Linked DNA regions of Homo sapiens: region 2 is linked to region 1. The links are chromatin loops, found by intact Hi-C in ENCODE. Cell type or tissue: mammary epithelial cell. All regions are shown on one strand. Each heading gives the region's core, and the rest is flanking DNA. Links, peaks and the distances in the headings are about the cores only.

Region 1 (2,823 bases), core at 81-2,580:
TGATAATGTTTTGTGAGATAAGTGCAATAGACCTTCTACATGACTGCTGTGTTTGATGTTCAGCACGCATTTGAAAAACTCTGTGGACTTTGTTTTTATCAAAGTCAGTAGCATAGTGAGTTCAGCTAGATAATGGGCAAACTTACCAACAAAGCATGACTGCATTGTTGTATATTAAAGTCATAATCAGAAACAAATGTTTGAAAACAACATAAAAATAAATATTATCATTAATTTGGCAGTCTCATTGTGGGAGGCAACATAAATACCTAGAAATTTGGAGCAATTAAGTCATTGTGGCCTTAATTAGCGTTTTTAAATGGATGAACAAATTTAAATAAACTTCAAATTCCCCTTCCTCTTTTATTCTTACCAGAAACAATCAATATTGTCCATTATGCCAAGAAGATACGAGGCTAGTTTGCTCTGTTAGACTTGTAATGAATTGTATCTGTATCTATGGGACAATAGTTTCAAAGAAATTTCACCACATTATCTCATTTGAAGTTTGCAGAAACGTGTCGATTATCTTTTCATCCATTTTATCAAATATGAAATAAAACACAGATGATGATTTCTTCCAAAGTCTTGACTATGGGACATTAGAACAACTACTAATTAGTAGCTACTGAGGCTCTGACTCAGTTTCCAGTGCTGGTTTAGTACCTTGCCACCATGTTGTTATCTAGTCCAAAGTTCCTCGAACCTCAAACTATGAACACAGATTAACTTATACTCAACATGAATTTCCAGTCTAGCACATGATCCTGAATTACATTCTGAGCTCAAAGGAATGTAAGAATTGCCATACTGACCCATCCACCCCACTATTGTCTTGCTGAGACACTTTCCTGGGAAGAAAGCAATCTGAAGTAATCTTTAAACTTCAGGTATATTTCAGCTTTAGTATAAATTTAGGGCTTTTCCTCTTGCACATGTCTATAGGAGAAAGACGACAACATTTTGCTTAATCCTGCAATTCCTTATTCTAATAGTTTGGTGGTGGTTACTTTCAAAAGAGTTTGAGTAATTAATAGAATTGTCTAAACTTTTGCTACTCAGGGAGGATCTGTGGAGCAGCAGCATTGGAATTACCTGAGACCTTATGAGAAATGCAGACTACCGGGCTCCACTTCATTCTTAGTGAGTCACAAGACTCACTAAGATCTTAACAAGATCCTCAGATAACTGGTAAGAAAGAGCATTAAAACTTGAGAATGGGCCTTAGAAAATGGTGTGCTAATTAACAGCATCTGAGGTTGAATCAATGGACACATCTTTTCAGAGATTTGCTGTTCTGGTGTTTTGGTTGGTGATGCTTGCTGTTCAAGGTTTTTGGCACTAGAGGGTAACACTGGGCTGAGTAGCCAATGAGCAAGCCCTTTCTTTGGAAAACAAATGGGCATCTCAAAATTATCTACTCTTAAATGTGTGTTTGGTCTTTTGTGTTAAATTTACTCTAGCTGCCGAATAACAATTGACATTTATTTAGCACAAATTATATGCCAAACACTATGTCAGGTCCTTTACATGAATCACCTTATTTTATCCTCAGATGTGCTATTTATAGTCCTACTTTAAAGATAAAGAAATTAGAGTTAAGGAAGTTCAGGATATATGTTTGTGGTCACACAGCTGAGAAAAGACAAGACTTGGCAGAGTGTGGATCAGACCAGGTCTGTCTGGCTATGAGCCTGTGCTCTGATAATGGATTTCAACTACAGTACAGCCATTCTGCTCTGGCTTCTCTTGACTTCTGCAATAATCCATCAGGGCAGGCAGATTAAAGTAAACAACTGTGACTTCATTGAACAATCAAAATAGAAGAACAAAAAATTAAATTAAAATTCTGTATGTTTTTAATGCACTTTCTTTGTAAGTGAGAACATAGTGATTATGTGCCCACGTTCTAGAGTTTTCTGTCTAATACAGGAGCCACTAGCCATATATGGCTTTTAAGTAATAGGAATGTGGCTACTATGACTGAAAAACTCAATGTTTAAATGAGTTTTTAAGTAGTTTAATTTTAATTAGTTTAACCTTAAAAAGTGATAATTCAGTCATTAGAAAGCTTTTAAGTGTGTTTGGAACAACTTGGGCATGTTTATCTACTTTTTCAGCTCTAAGTTTTATGCAAACTTTATTAAACAGATCAAATATTTTTGATGAAAATTTTGGGCTGAATTGAGATGTGCTATAAATGTAGAATACACACTGGCTTCCAAAGACACTATAACAACATAACATATTTTATGACTAGTCTTGATATTGATTACATGTTGAAATAATAATATTCTCAGTGCATTGAGTTACACAAAATGTATTGTTGAAATTAGTTTTGTTTATTTTTGCTTTTAAAATGTGGCTACTAGAAAATTTAAAATGATATGTCTAGTTCACATATTTCTGTGGGACAGTGCTGCTCCAGAGCCCTATTGCTGGATTCAAATCCTCACTCTACCATTGAATAGCTGTGGGAACTTTGTGTCCCATTTCTTAATCTATAAAATGACATAAGAGTACCTATCTCATGTGGTTGTTGAGGAGGTCCAGAGAATCAATATATGTAAAGTACTTATTGGGAGACAATTCTCAATGGACCTTTTGTGTTTCTGCTCATCTTGTAAGCAGAAGTTTTGAATGCATTTCTTCTGAACTAACTTTTAAAGGATGCTTGTATAACAGCCAGCCTTGGAAGACAGTGATAGCTTCTCCCTCTAATGCAAAGGTCAGGTAGGTTTGCCTACTCTCTGTTATAAAAGATTTGGGATCCCTAAGCTCAAAGTTTCTTTTCTGTAACTCAACCAACTTCCAGTGCAAATA
Region 2 (2,823 bases), core at 8-2,507, 140 kb after region 1:
TTTTGTTTTAATTATCTGGAAGAAAAGTAAAGTGAGTGATGAGATTATCATGTTTGCAGATGACACGAAATTCTCCTAACAAGAAGTGACAAGTTGGAACATTATAGACTTCAGGTCTGTAAGTTTTCACATGGCAATACAGTTGGTAAAATATATCTTTCTCAATTATAAGGCTCTGAGCTCTCACAGCTTAGGAGAGAGATCTAGAAATGTTTTGTGCTGAATGGAATTTGGCACTCTTCTCTATTGGGGTTCAGATTTGCTTGTTTTTATGTTTGTAGCTAATGGTACATTCTCACTCTCTGCCAGGCAGTGTGCTAAGTGCCTTAAATACATAAGCCCGTTTAATTTATGAAACAAGCAGTAAATCAGGTTCAATAATTACTCCCATTTTATCCAGAAAGGTTAATTAATTCATTTGAGTTCCCATGGCCTGTATGTTTCAGGGGATCCAAAGAGGATAATGAATGAAACTGCACTCATCTAGTCATCATTCAATTAATTTGAGTGCCCACTGGATAATAGACATAGTCTAGATAATTGCAATATGTCTACGAACAAAAGAGAACAAAAAGATCCCTGTCCTTATGTGGCTTATATTTTAATGAGAGGAGACAGAAAACAAATAATAGTTATATTAACATTAATAAACTATATGACATATTAGAAGGTGATAATTGCTATGGAAAAAGAAAAAATATACATAGCAAGTAAAGAGGAACAAGAGTTTGGGAGGGAGGGAATGTGAGTAGTTATTCTTAAATAGGAAGATCAGAGTAGGTTTCCATGAGAAAGTGATGCTAAAGCAGAGATTTGAAGAAATGAGGGGTAATCCATGCAGGTATCTGGGTGGAAGAGCATTTTGGGCATAAGTGAAAACAGTGCCAAGGATCTAAGGCAGGAAGGTACCTGGTGTGTTCAAGAAGAAATAAAGATGTGGGAGCTGGGCTGGAAGAAAGTCAGAGAACCAGGGGATGATGGTTACAGATTGTGGAGCCCCCTGCAGGCTAGTGCAAGGCTTTTCAGTCATACTTTGAGTGAGATGGAGAGATCACTACAAAAACTGTCAACTGTGCTTTTCTGCTTCAGCCATGTTTGTCTAATATTCTGGCAAAGTAAACACAGAGAGAGGACTAGGATGGAAGAAGCTTGCAACACAGAGCAATGGAAATCCTCCTTCAAATCTTTACCTACTGTGTAGTGGGTGTTTCTACCTTAGAAACATTTCCCCTCCACAGTTTCAATAACTAGAAGCTTATTTGGATTTATAAAATCCTTTTGATATGCAAATAGTGTCTTGAGACTATCACTTTTTATGTCTTTTTGAGAATCAGTTCACTTACCTAATAAGATTGGTTTCTTTCCAACACCTAGTTGGGGCCTTGTCTCTTTTTTCTTAAATCCCATCCTTCATTGATAGTGACTGTTATGGGAGTCATATTGCAGTTCACTGTCTCTAAAGGACAATATTCTGTTAGTTCCATAGAAATAACAATGTGCATAATCATGTTAGGATTACTGTATTTCTTTATAGAAATATCTGAGACTGGGTAATTTATAAAATAATGAGGTTTAATTGGGTCATGGTTCTGCAGGCTGTACAGGAAGCATGGTGGCTTCTGGTTCTGGGGAGGCCTCAGGAAACTTACAATCATGGCAGAAGGCAAAGGAGAAGCAGGCATGTGTTACATGGCTGGAGCAGGAGGAAGTGGGGGGAGGTGATACACACTTTTAAACAACCAGATCTCACAAGAACTCACTTACTATCATGAGAACAGTACCAAGAGAGGGTGCTAAACCATTCATGAAAGACCACCCCTGTGATCTAATCTCCTCCTACTAGATCCCATCTCCAACATTAGAGATTACAATTTGACATGAGATTTGGGTGGGGACATAGATGCAAACCATGTCAATGTCATACTAAATATTTCTAAATAATCTCTTCCTAAATAATCAATCTTAAAAATGCTATGTCAACAATGATCTGTTTTAAAATAGCTCTAAATATTAAGACTACAAGTTTAAAAAGACATATAAGATTCAATATGGCAGACAATAACAAATAAAAATATAAAAATTAAAAAATAAGTTAACAAACAATAAACAATTCTTTGTAGCTACTCAATAAGCAGTTACTGAAATTGCTTGCGTAATTCTGAATACTTTTTTCTCTATTGATTATTGTGCCACTCTTCTCTATGAGTCTCTTGCATTTTTTTCAGGTCTGGTGAACAGAGGCACTTACTATCTTTATTCCAGGGAATCTTGTAAAGGTTGTTTGTAGAATGAACAGCCTTGGAAAATATAGGGTCTCCCTTGGAGCAAAGAGGGGGTTTGTTTACTCTCTAGTAGAATAAAAATGGTATCTTCTTCTGGGGCAAAAGTCAGGGAGACTTAATGCCTATTATAAAATATTTGGGTTCTCTTTTCTCCTGTAACACAACCCATTCTATGTGCAAGTGCCAAGTGACTTGGTGGGAGCTGGGGTTTAGGGAAGCAGAAAAAATGCTGATATTCCAGCTATCACTATACGTAGGAGTAACAAACTTTCCTTTCTTTTTGATTCAGGAGTGTCAGGCCTCTGCTGGCGACTGTAGCAAGTTAACTTGTAAAATCTCAGTAGGGTAAAATTTTAGGCCCTTCATACTTCTTAACACTAATTTTCTATGAAAACAACAACAGCAATAACAACATAAGCCTTACTTCATTTCAGAAATATGTTGAAATAAAGCACATGTGTTTTATTTATTGTATCCTTAAAAGAAGGTCAAAATTTCTACCAATTAGTGTAGGCAGTTCATTTTCCAGTCAAGTGCTGCC

What was found. Peaks named below come from ENCODE experiments on the same cell type or tissue, not always from the same donor. Only the 100,000 strongest peaks of a DNase experiment are listed, where the experiment ranks them.
Region 2: it touches region 1 in a loop (13-fold over the local background); 5 of 110 quality-filtered maps call a loop at or near these places.

What each region holds. Positions count from the first base shown.
Region 1 is chr4:144,753,525-144,756,347 of GRCh38, reverse strand. LOC124900791 (a long non-coding RNA gene) reads left to right here. Exons shown (of 2, transcript XR_007058289.1): 1 at 1-1,191. Among named protein-coding and RNA genes, the nearest start is that of HHIP, 110 kb to the right of the region's middle. In mammary epithelial cell, for the core only: a CTCF peak has its summit at 1,341 (motif pointing right); no DNase peak of the experiment used is centred there.
Region 2 is chr4:144,610,225-144,613,047 of GRCh38, reverse strand. No RefSeq gene overlaps it. Among named protein-coding and RNA genes, the nearest start is that of HHIP-AS1, 34 kb to the left of the region's middle. In mammary epithelial cell, for the core only: a CTCF peak has its summit at 999 (motif pointing left); no DNase peak of the experiment used is centred there.